3 separate regions of the Homo sapiens genome follow, and all the other regions are linked to region 1. A link is a contact called in ENCODE Hi-C or POLR2A ChIA-PET data. All regions are on one chromosome and are shown on one strand. The core of a region is the stretch at or near the end of the contact, and the rest is flanking DNA. Distances in the headings are between cores, read along the strand shown.

Region 1 (3,723 bases), core at 594-3,093:
CCAATCTTAAAAATGAAAACCCATATGGCTATGGTTTTTTATTTTTTTATTTTTTTTGAGACGGAGTCTTGCTCTGTCACCCAGGCTGGAGTGCAGTGGCGCGATCTCGGCTCACCGCAGCCTCTGCCTCTTGGGTTCAAGCTATTCTCCTGCCTCAGCCTTCCAAGCAGCTGGGATTATAGGCATACACCACCATGCCCGGCTAATTTTTGTATTATTAGTAGACACAGGGTTTCACCTTGTTGGCCAGGCTGGTCTTGAACTCCTGACCTCAGGTGATCCACCCGCCTCGGCCTCCCCAAGTGCTGGGATTATAGGCACGAGCCACCGGGTGTAGCCATTTTTTTTATTTTTCATAAGTTTAAATATGACACCTAGTGGTTAAAAGTCGGTGACGTGATAACTAAATGCAGTGTAGGATCCTAGAACAAACAAAGGACATTAGAGGAAAAACTAGTGAAACCTGAATAAAGTCCGCAGTTTAGTTAATAGTATTTTACCAGTTTTAATGTTTAATGGTAGTTTACCAGTTTTGACAAATGCCAGACTAAGGGGAAGCCAGGGTCAAGGGTATATGGGAACTTGTGGTACTATCTTTGCATCTCTTCTGTAAATCTAAAATTATTCCAAAGCTAAAAGTTTGTTTAAAAAGACAAAAAATCAGGCAGTGAGAAAAGTGAGGCAAAAACTCGAAATCGAGGTTTGTGGCTAATGGTTGCAGTCATCTAGTTCATTCTGTATGCTTTGGTTGCAAAAATCACAGCATACCCCCAGAAGTTGTGGTTTGTTCAGCCAGCCCCCTTTGCAGACTCAGTTTTTTTTTGACTAAGCAAAGATGGTGGCACAACCTTTATTCTGGAATCTGCACGAAGCCAAGTTAAACCGGCAGCACAGTTGGACATGTTGATGGTTTCCTGTGGATTAAATTTTAGCATCTAACACTTGGAAGTGAAGTTCAAGTTCATGTTTGTAGAACCCAAAAAGCTGTTCCGTGGAACCTTGAAGTCCAGTTTGGGCACCTCACCCTCCTCCAAGGCTTGTGCAGGGGCTGGAGGCCCGTGCATTAGAGATGGCCTCACTTGGCCAGGCGCGGTGGCTCACGCCTGTAATCCCAGCACTTTGGGAGGCCGAGGCAGGCAGATCGTGAGGTCAGGAGATCGAGACCACCCTGGCTAATATGGCGAAACCCCGTCTCTACTAAAACTACAAAAAAAAAAATTAGCCAGGCGTGGTGGCAGACGCCTGTAGTCCCAGCTACTTGGGAGGCTGAGGCAGGAGAATGGCATGAACCCAGGACACAGCTTGCAGTGAGCCAAGATCGCACCACTGCACTCCAGCCTGGGCGACAGAGCTCCGTCTCACAAAAAAAAAAAGAGACGGCCTCACTCTGAGTCATGTGACTGTGGTTGCCTCACTTCCTTTCCTGGCAGGAGCTCAACCGCACGTGCCGAGCCATGCAGCAGCGGGTCCTGGAGCTCATCCCTCAGATCGCCAATGAGCAGCTGACAGAGGAGCTGCTCATCGTCAATGACAATCTCAACAATGTGTTCCTGCGCCATGAACGGTAGCCCCAGCACCTCCCCTGGCCTCTGGCCTACTGCCCCAACCCTCTCCCTTCCCTTCCTCCCTGTTCTCCTGGTCTCATGCCATCTGAGCCTTCTCTCGTCCTCCTCTCAAACACAAGGCAGGCTCCTAAGGGCCTGTGCCCTCAGCTGTCTTCTTCCAGGATGTTTATGAGGGCCCCTCCTTCCAGCCGCCCTGTATCTCCTTTCCAGGGTTAGCGCTGCTGCCTGTGCCCAAGTCCAGCCCTGGGAGATGGTCACAGGTCACAGCTGAGAGCACGGCCCTGCAACCAGACTGGCCTGGTGTGTCCTCGCCCACTCCACCACTTCCTGGTTCTGGGGCCTTAGACAAGTGACTTCACTGCTGCAAGCTACACAAAACATTTCTGGCTAACTTAGGCAGAAAAAGAATTTGTTAGGATAATAATCTTTATTAAATGGGTAGCTTTCAGAATCCAGAGAAAAGTGAAACTGATGTCTCCCAACAGAACAAGAAAGATGGATCCCAGGGCAGCTCAGATGTCTCAGGAGCAGAAATTCCTGGACCATCTCCCCAGGGTGCTGCCATCAATAAATACATCAGCTCAAACACTTGTCCACAAACACCTGTCCACCTTTTTTTTTTTTTTTTTTTTGAGGCACGATCTTGCTCTGTCACCCAGGCTGGAGTATAGTGGCATGATCACAGCTCACTGCAGCCTCAACCTCCTGGGCTCAAGCAGTCCTCCCACCTCAGCCTGCCAGGTAGCCGGGACTACAGGCATGCACCACCACACCCAGCTAATTTTCTTTTCTTTTTTTTTTTTTCTTTTTGCAGAGACAGGGGTCTCACTGTGTTGCCCAGGCTAGTCTCAAACTCTTGGCCTCAAGCAGTCCTCCCTCCTTGGCCTCCGAAAGCATTGGTATTACAGGCATGAGCCACCACACCCACCTGCCCACCTTGTATCATTCTGTTCAAGAGTCACATCCCCAAGAGAGACTTGGATTGGCTGAGCTTCATTGTGCCTACCAGCTGGGGTATGGGAGAGGGCCCTTTGATGGCAGCCCCACCGGGATGATGTGAAATGGGGGAGGAGCAGTTCCTCTAAAGAGTACTTAGGTGCTATTACAAAAGAAGGAGAAGGGCTGGGCGCAGTGGCTCACACCTGTAATCCTAGCACTTTGGGAGGCTGAGCCGGGAGGATCACTTGAGGCCAGGAGTTTGCAACCAGCCAGGCCAACATGGTGAAACCCCGTCTCTACTAAAAAATACAAAAAAATTAGCCGGAGGTGGTGGTGGGTGCCTGTAATCCCAGCTTACTTGGGAGGCTGAGGCAGGAGAATTGCTTGAACCCAGGAGGCAGAGGTTGCAATGAGCCGAGATCGCACCACTGCACTCCAGCCTAGGCGACAGAGCAAGACTCCATCTCAAAAAAAAAAAGGAAAGAGAAGGAGAAGGATTGCTGGGTCTGCAGAAATTGTGTGCCCATCACACCTCCTCTGTATCTGTAAAATGAGGCTTGTGGCATAAGTGAGAGTCCATGAAACAGTGTCTGTAAAGCGCTTAGCAGTCCAGGGTGTCTGATAACTGACATGAGTTATTCCAGCCTCCTCCAGCCCCTTGTTCATTTTTTGTGTCTTTCTCCATCAAAAGACACTCACTGATTGATTCTAAATCAGTGGAAAGTGGGGGGTACCCTGCAGGTCACGTCTGCCTAGCTTCTCCTGCTCGTTGGCCCAGTGGAATGAAAGGCCTCTTCCCTGCCATTTTGGGGTATGGGCTGTGAGGTGACTGAGGGGCCCCATCTGGTAGCAGCTGGTACCCTCAGATATCCACAGTCATTAGGCTTAATATCTGACTGTGCTTTCAAGCTCGCAGTCACTTATACCCATGTCCTAATTTGGGCTTCAGCACTTCAGGGAGGCAGGTGCCTACAGATACTAGACAAGCAGACTAAAGTTCAGAAGGAACATAATTTACCCGAGGTCATGTGATAAGTGACAAGGCCACGACTTGAACAGACCCCACACTAAAGTCTTCTCGATCTATCACACCGGCCCCTAAGTAGCTCCATAAAACAAGATTAGAGATACATGTATCTTTCTTACAGCACTGAAGAGAGCACTAACACACACACACACACACACATACACACACACAAATATGTAATTGAAACAAGTT
Region 2 (3,723 bases), core at 916-3,415, 250 kb after region 1:
GCTGCCTGAGCAGAGAGAGCCCGTGGGGCCCCTTGGTCTGTCACACAAGCCCAGGGTTCCAGGCTCAATTTAGGATAATCCAGAATAATGCTACCAACTGGCTGCAGATCAGAGGTCAAATTCCTTTTTCTGGGCCCCTCTTTCCTCCCAGCTCCACTGGGACGCTGCCTCCAGGGGACTTCTCACAGCTGTCTGGACCAGACCTGCCTGGGAGGAACAGGGTGAGCGGGGACAGGAAGGCCTCGGACTTTTCCCAGGCTGAAGACCTCCAAGAAGCCACTCTCCCATTCCTCCGCTCCAGCTGGGCAGGCTTCTGATGTGGCTTTCCCAGACCCTGCTGGCCCCTGTCTGCAGCGGATACACACAGAGGAACAGCGCTCAAGAGGGGGAGGGAAGGGCCTTTGAATAGGAGGACTCATGAGGGCTCCAGGCCTGCACACACCCTGTCAGCTTGGGGTGCAGGTTGCAGATCTCTCAGGCAATGCCAGGCCTCAGTTTCCTCACCTGGAAAATGGGTTTGGACTGGATGACTTCACCCAGGATGCCCAGTGCTAGACACTAGAACAGACCGAGCAGCCCAGGACCTTCCCCCAAGTTCGCTCCCTGGACCCCTTTCACCTCTGCAAGATAGGGGCCATTCCCTACCTCTGGCCTCAGTCTCCACCTCTGTAAAATGGGCTGGCTGAACTGGAAGATCCCGGAGGGTCCTTTCCTCTCTGCCATTCTGTTGTAGCTGGAAAAGGAAAACGGGGTAGTGCTGGGAAGGAAAGAACATTTAGTGAGCTGCAACTGTATACCGGGTGTTTTTATACGTTATCTCAGTTCTCTGTGCCTTATTTTCCTATTGCTTCTGTAACAACTTACTATAAACTTGGTAAATTAAAACAACACACATTTATCACCTTATAATTCTAGAGGTCAGAAGTCCAAAACTAGTGTCACTGTGTTAAAGGCGTCAGCAGGGCTGGTTTTCCTTGTCTTTCAAGATAGAATCAATGCTCTCTTCATTCCCACATCACATGGTCTTTTCTCCCGTTTCCTCAGTCTCATCTCTTTCTCTCTCTTTTTTTTTTTTTTTTTTTGAGATGGAGTTTTGCTCTTGTTGCCCAGGCTGGAGTACAGTGGTGCTATCTCGGCTCACTGCAACCTCCCCTTCCTGGGTTCAAGTGATTCTCCTGCTGAAGCCTCCCAAGTAGTTGGGATTACAGGTGCATGCCACCACACCCAGCTAATTTTTGTATTTTTAGTAGAGACAGAGTTTCACCATGTTGGTCAGGCTGGTCTCGAACTCCTGACCTCAGGTGATCTCTCTGCCTTGGCTTCCCAAACTGTTGGGATTATAGGCATGAGCCACCATGCCTGGTCATCTCATCTCTTTCTTCCTACTGCCACATGCCTGCCTCCCTCATAGAAGGATCCTTGTGGGGACATTAGGCTCACCTGACCAATCCAGGATAATGTCCCTATCTCCAGATCCTTAACTTAATTACATCTGCAGAATTCCCTTTGCTGGATAAGGTACGATTCACAGGTATTTGGGGGATTAGGACGTGGGTATCTTTGGAGGACTCTCACTCAGCTTGCCACATCCGTTCACACAAGGCTGTCATGGAGCTCAGCTTCCAACCCCAGTGCCTGTGACTTTGTAGCTGTGTGGCCTTGGGCAATGACCTAACTTCCTTGGCTCTCAGTCTCCTCATCCATAAAACAGAGGTAATGATGAGGATTATTAAGACAGTGCAGGGGCCAAGCACAGTGGCTCACACCTGTAATCCCAGAACTTTGGGAGGCCGAGGCGGGTGGATCACCTAAGATCAGGAGTTGGAGACCAGCCTGACCAACATGGAGAAACCCCGTCTCTACTAAAAAAACAAAAATTAGCCAGGTATGGTGGCAGGTGCCTGTAATCCCAGCTACTTGGGAGGCTGAGGCAGGAGAATCATTTGAACCTGCGAGTTGGAGGTTGTGGTGAGCCGAGATGTACCATTGCACTCCAGCCTGGGCAACAAGAGCGAAACTCCATCTCAAAAAAAAAAAGAGTGCAGAGGACTCTCTGAACACGGGGTCTGCTGCTGCTGCTGAGTGAATGTATACAGTGATAGTAACGCTGATAATGAATCACCCTTGTTTATTGCAGCTACTCGTACCAGACACTGAGCTGAGTGTTGAGTTTATGTAGGTGAGCCACGTTGACATGAGCCTGGCCCTCGTGGAACGTACTAGAGAACCAGGAAGACAGACTTAGAATAAATAGTCACACAAATCATTAGGGAATTATCAGAGCAGCCCAAAGCCACACAGCTGGGAAGAGGAGAAGTGGGTGGGATTCACACCCAAGTCTGTCTGATTCCCAAGCCCTTATTTTTCCATGATACTCCCAGCCTCTTGAGGCTGGTGGAGGCCAAGCCGAGGACCAGAGATGGGAAATGACTTGCCAAAGGTCACACAGTGAGAGAACAGTCCATTGCAGACCCAGATCTCTGGGCATCCTGCCTAAGGCTCCTCCCAGAGGAGATTCTGAGACGTAATACTAAATTACAAAGTAACACTAATAACTAGTGTGGCAGCTAATGCTGTGGAAGCTTGCTCTGTGCCCGGAGGCAGAATGGACATTTTACGTGCCCAGTATCATTCAGTTTCCACGATGCACAGGAGAAGAGACTTGGTACCCTATTTCACAGAGAAAGAACCTGAAGTCTCAAAGGGGTGCTATGAAATGCCTAGGGTCACCAGCGAACTAACTGCTAAGCAGAGAGCCAGGATGTTCTCTAAGAGCAGGGCCTGGCTCAGAACTCCCCAGTTCAAATTTGTCTGACCCCCACCCCTGTCCCTAACTCCTGCACATCCTGCCTGCGCCCACTGGCAGATCTTCAGGGGCTCCTGCCAGTGGGAGGAGGGAGGTGGCTGTGGTCCTTAGGGTGTAATCCCACAGGTGGAATTCCTCCTGAGGTCAGCCTGCAGGGAGACGGGTGACACGCTGGTGCCATCTAGTGGCCTTAAAGAGACATGCTGCTTCCCCCGGGAGCCGCAAGGTACCCCACAGAGATGCAGGGAGATAGTAATACATAAGGTCCTCATCCTCCACCCAGCTGGACCCCGGTAGCAAACTGACAAAGCTGAGCTAAAAGTGTTCGAAATGATCCTCCTCATTTTGCAGCTGAGGAAACAGAGGTTCAGAGAGGAGACCGACACACCCCAGCCCAGTCAGGGGCAGACGCAGGTGGCTGGAGGGACTGGCAGGGAGGTGGGGCTTGCCCTGAGCCTTAGCAGGGAGTCTGTCCAGCCACTGGGAGGCCAGGACAAGACAAGTGAGCTCTTCGTGGAGACTCCAGTTTTGGTCTGGGGATGGGTAGGGGGCACTGGCCTGGGACAAGGAGGAGGGTATGGCTAGTAGGAGCTGGATTATGGGCCAGTGCCTGAGGAAGGGAGGAAGAAGGCTGGTAAGAGACAGAGTGTCCTGGATGATCACCAAGGCTCCTCCGTAGAGAAATCCCATGATCTAAGGCCAAACATGGCTGGAGAAACCCCAGGATTCTTAGAAACAAACATGGCTAATGAAATTCCATCATTCTAAGGGACAAACATGGCTGGAGAAATCCCAAGATTCTAAGAGGCATAGGAACTTGATACATTGTTCATTCCATCAACAAACCATCACTGACCATGCACTCTGGGCCTTCCCCATAAGGGACGCTCAAGACCCACAGACCAACCAGATCTGGT
Region 3 (3,723 bases), core at 828-3,327, 170 kb before region 1:
AAATAAAAAAAGCTTTGGGAGACAGTGTGATGTCTAGACCTGCACTGCCCAGTAGCAAGTTTTTCTGGACAAAAGGAGAGAACTTTTACAGCCTCAGATCTTTGTGCCTACACTTTTTAAAGAAGTCCGCAGTACAAACTAGACACTGAATCTAACAAGGTGCTCCATGCTCAGGACATTTCTGGAGCCAAGGTGCAGAGGCAGAATGGACACAGGCTTTGTAGTCAAAGATCCTCAGAGAGGATTCCAAGTCAGTCACCTCCCACCTGGACCCTCTGTCTCCTCAACAACAAGGTAAGTTAACCTGGCTTTGAGGATGTCTACAGGGCCTGAGGCACCTTCTTTGAATCTTCTCTGTTGGGGACATCTTTATCCTTAAGATTACTTTGAATTTTTTTTAAACATTCCAGAGCCACTGGGAGTAAGGGAATACATGGGTGCGGACAGAGGGGATGCTATTTGAAATCCAAAACATTTGTGCCATTTGCAACTCAAAGCCTGGCTGGCTGAGCCGCTCCTGGCTCCTCGCGCCTCTTCTTCGCAGGCATCCCACTGCTCCAGCCATTTGGTCCTCGGCCCAGGCAATACCCCCACCTAGTGGCTACTTTCTCCTCTCTCTCCAGGACTGGCGAAGAGTCAGGTTGACAATGAGACTTCTTATCGGGCAAACAAATCACCTGGCGGTCTTGTTAAAAAGCCGATGGGGATGGGGCCTGAGATTCTGCATTTCCAAGGAGCTCCCAGCAAATCCTGCTACTGTATATCCTCAGACCCCACTTTGAGGGGTGAGGAAAATGGAATTTCTGAGCTGTGCTGACCAGTTGCCAATTTACAAGGGCTCATCTACGCTGCTTTTGTGTGGTCAGTGGTTCCAGTGTGCCCAGCTTCCCCTTGATCTAACCCAAAGAAATAGAGTCAGAATGGGTAAAACATGAGGAAAAGCTTTCAGTATTACCAAAAAATTGCATATAGGAACAGTATCTGCACAAGCTACTAGACACAGGGCCAGGTACTCAGGATGCAAAGGACAAGGTGCTCCAGGTGGTTGGTGGTCGTGGAGAACCGTGAAAGTTGATTCCTGCACACGCTTAAGAACAGCGACTATTTCCAGAAAACCCAGTAGGAGGCAGTAGAGGGATGGTGGGGCAGAACAACTCTGGGGTCAGCATTCAAAGACAAAAATTCTCATCCTGGTTGTGCCATTACTGGGTTGCATGACCTCAAGTAAATGAATCCTCCTCTCTGGTCCTCAATTGTTAATAAATAAATAAATAAACAGGGAGGAGGGGTTGGGGTGCTGGCTGACATCATCTCCAAGGCATTTTCCAGTAATAAGATTTCAAAATTCTCAAGAGGCAGGCTGCGGACATAGTGGTTAGGCACACAGACAGCTGGACTGCCTGGGTTTGCAGCTGGTCTCTACCACTCGCTAGCTCTGTGACCTTGGCCAAGTTACTTAACCTCTCTGTGCCTCAGTTTCCTGATCTGTTAAAAAGAAGAAGAGTCCCTACTTTATAAGGCTCTTAGAAAGACTACGTGAATTGATGTGTAAAATATGTAAAACACTACCTGGTCCTCCTAAGTATATAACGTGAGGTGCTCTTAAGTCCTTATCAGTCCTTTAAAAACCTCATTAAGCCATGCCGACTGAGAGGAATTCTAAAATGGTGACATGACGATTCTAGATTTTGGAATACTTTGAAAGCGAGGTAGTTTTAAAGTGCCCAGCATACATCCTTTCCTTGTCCCATTTTTCTGGCAACAGAGCGGCTTTTCAGGAAAATCCCATCCATCCATGCCAGCCTGAACAATACCCTACACACACACACACACACACACACACACACACACACACACACACTGGCAACAGAGCGGCTTTTCAGGAAAATCCCATCCATCCATGCCAGCCTGAACAATACCCTACACACACACACACACACACACACACACACACACACACACACACACACTCTCTCTCTCTCTCTCTTACTTTTCAAGGAATAGCCGTGTGACCAAGTTTTGGCCAATCAGAGCTCTCCGTACCCCAGGTTCAGTGATTGGTTCAGGAGTGGGCACATGACCCAGCCCAGGCCAATCAAAGGAATCTCTGGGGCTTTTGCTAAAAACACTAGAAAACGGAGATATTCTTTTCTCTTTTCTCTGGGATCAGTAACTATGCAAAACATATCATTGTGGAGCTACCTGGTCATCCTAGCTGCTACAGGAAGAGTGCCTGCCTGAGAATGGGATCAATACAGAAGAAAGATTAGCCAAAGGGTGGAAAGAGACGGAGTTCCGAGGGCATGATTTGACTTCCTGGATCCAGGCACACCAGACTCCAGACACCCAAACTTCTGAGTTATACAGCCCAGTCATTTCTTTTTTATTTATTGAGCTGGGTTTCTCTCACCTGAAACTTGACTAAAGAGTCCTAAGGTAGGTATTATGGAATGTCTGATCCAAACAAGGTTACACAGATGGCAGAACTTTATTGAACCTAGTGTATGCAGCTTTAAAGGCCATGCTTTCTACATTAATCCACATTGCCTTCTGTGAACCACCCACTCCCCTCCCTCAGGAGGAATTACTTGAAAACAATGACGTTGGATGTTGATTGGTGGTCCACAAAGGGTGGTTCCTGGTTCTGCAACAGCAGCATTGCCTGGAAACTTGTTAGAAGTGCAAATACCAGGCCCCAGCCCAGATCTACGGGGTCAGAAGCACTGAGGGTGGGGCCCATAAGTCTTTTTAACAAGCACTTCAGGGCATTCTGATGTACACTCAAGAATGAGCACCTCTGCCAGAAATGAACAAATCAACTTCATTTTGGTTTAATTATTTTCTGGGCACCGTTTGCCAGAGCTGGGGGAGTAGAGATAAGCCAGATGAGGCTCTTGACCTCAAGGACTCCGAGTCTGGTGGTGATAGCCAGATCAGCACTCCACATCCAGCCAGCCATCTCTTAGTTGGGGGCATTTGCAACTAGCATCCATGTTTTCCTGGCAATGCCAAACTTTCAAACTTCCAGCCATTCATACTCATATCCTCTGCCTCCACTTTCTCATCTGAAAGGCTCCTCCTCATGCTTCAATACCCAGCTTCAATATCCCCCTCCCTGAGGCCTCCCAGCAGAATTAATTGCCCCTCACCTGAGAAGGGTCCTGCAGCAGGGCCTTCCATCCTTGCTCAGGACGTAATCACATTGCAATCACATTGCATTAGCAGTGCTTGTTGGAAAAGTAGTGTCTCCAACCCAGCTGTAAGTAATTTGAAGGTGAGCACTCTGTTCCCTTCATCTTCTATCCAGAGCCCAGCACAGGGCCTGGCACACAGTAGAAGCTAATAAATGCTTGATGAATGAATTAATACTTAAAGGCAGCTCTGAAGGATAGCAAAGGCTCACGTGCACAGCCTGAGAGAGTACAGAGTTGACCTGAGTGGGGACCCAGATCCAGCAGCATCAGCACCCACACACCCAGGAGCCTGTCAGCAAGGCACAGTTCAGGACCCACCCCAGACTTACTGAATCAGAGGCTGCTTTCACACAAGATGGCCAAGGGACCTCTTTGCATTTTAAAGTTTGAGAAATTCTGCCAAGGGCAAACTTACCCTTCTGCATTCATAATTGAAGGGATTATAAACAAAGTTGATGTCATCCACACAGAACACCTATAGAGGCTCTGTCAGTTGAAGCCATTTTCTTCTCCCCTTGGGAGAGCTCCC

What was found. A loop is a pair of places that touch in the nucleus more often than their neighbours do. ChIA-PET counts read pairs that join two places held with the same protein, here RNA polymerase II (POLR2A). Pooled maps may share reads with other maps.
Region 2: a loop to region 1 is called in a pooled map, with 4 times the contacts of the local background. The contact joins two enhancer-like sites. A Hi-C loop is called at or near these places in 17 of 168 maps with a recorded cell type or tissue (KBM-7, Right ventricle myocardium inferior, Right ventricle myocardium superior and 12 more) and 8 of 50 pooled maps. POLR2A ChIA-PET finds 5 or more read pairs at or near these places in 2 of 52 experiments (PC-9 and T-cell).
Region 3: a loop to region 1 is called in a pooled map, with 16 times the contacts of the local background. The contact joins two enhancer-like sites. A Hi-C loop is called at or near these places in 2 of 37 single-sample maps with no recorded cell type and 8 of 50 pooled maps.

Annotation. Positions count from the first base shown.
Region 1 is chr22:35,328,917-35,332,639 of GRCh38, forward strand. It overlaps TOM1 (target of myb1 membrane trafficking protein), which reads left to right. Exons shown (of 15, transcript NM_005488.3): 8 at 1,431-1,564. Among named protein-coding and RNA genes, the nearest start is that of MIR3909, 4.9 kb to the right of the region's middle. RefSeq lists an enhancer at 1,444-1,944. Within about 2 kb of position 1,844, at least 22 of the 41 ENCODE cell types and tissues checked have a DNase peak (open chromatin) inside an H3K27ac peak, as active enhancers do; they include heart right ventricle and transverse colon, where a contact is called at or near this core.
Region 2 is chr22:35,580,255-35,583,977 of GRCh38, forward strand. LOC107985590 (a long non-coding RNA gene) reads right to left here. Exons shown (of 5, transcript XR_007068163.1): 4 at 646-757. Among named protein-coding and RNA genes, the nearest start is that of MB, 35 kb to the right of the region's middle. RefSeq lists enhancers at 282-781, 2,756-3,257 and a silencer at 2,997-3,076. Within about 2 kb of position 2,166, at least 5 of the 41 ENCODE cell types and tissues checked have a DNase peak (open chromatin) inside an H3K27ac peak, as active enhancers do; they include heart right ventricle and transverse colon, where a contact is called at or near this core.
Region 3 is chr22:35,154,475-35,158,197 of GRCh38, forward strand. All of the region lies in intron 4 of LINC01399 (long intergenic non-protein coding RNA 1399), which reads right to left. Among named protein-coding and RNA genes, the nearest start is that of LINC01399, 75 kb to the right of the region's middle. RefSeq lists enhancers at 160-683, 669-868 and a silencer at 402-696. Within about 2 kb of position 2,078, at least 2 of the 41 ENCODE cell types and tissues checked have a DNase peak (open chromatin) inside an H3K27ac peak, as active enhancers do.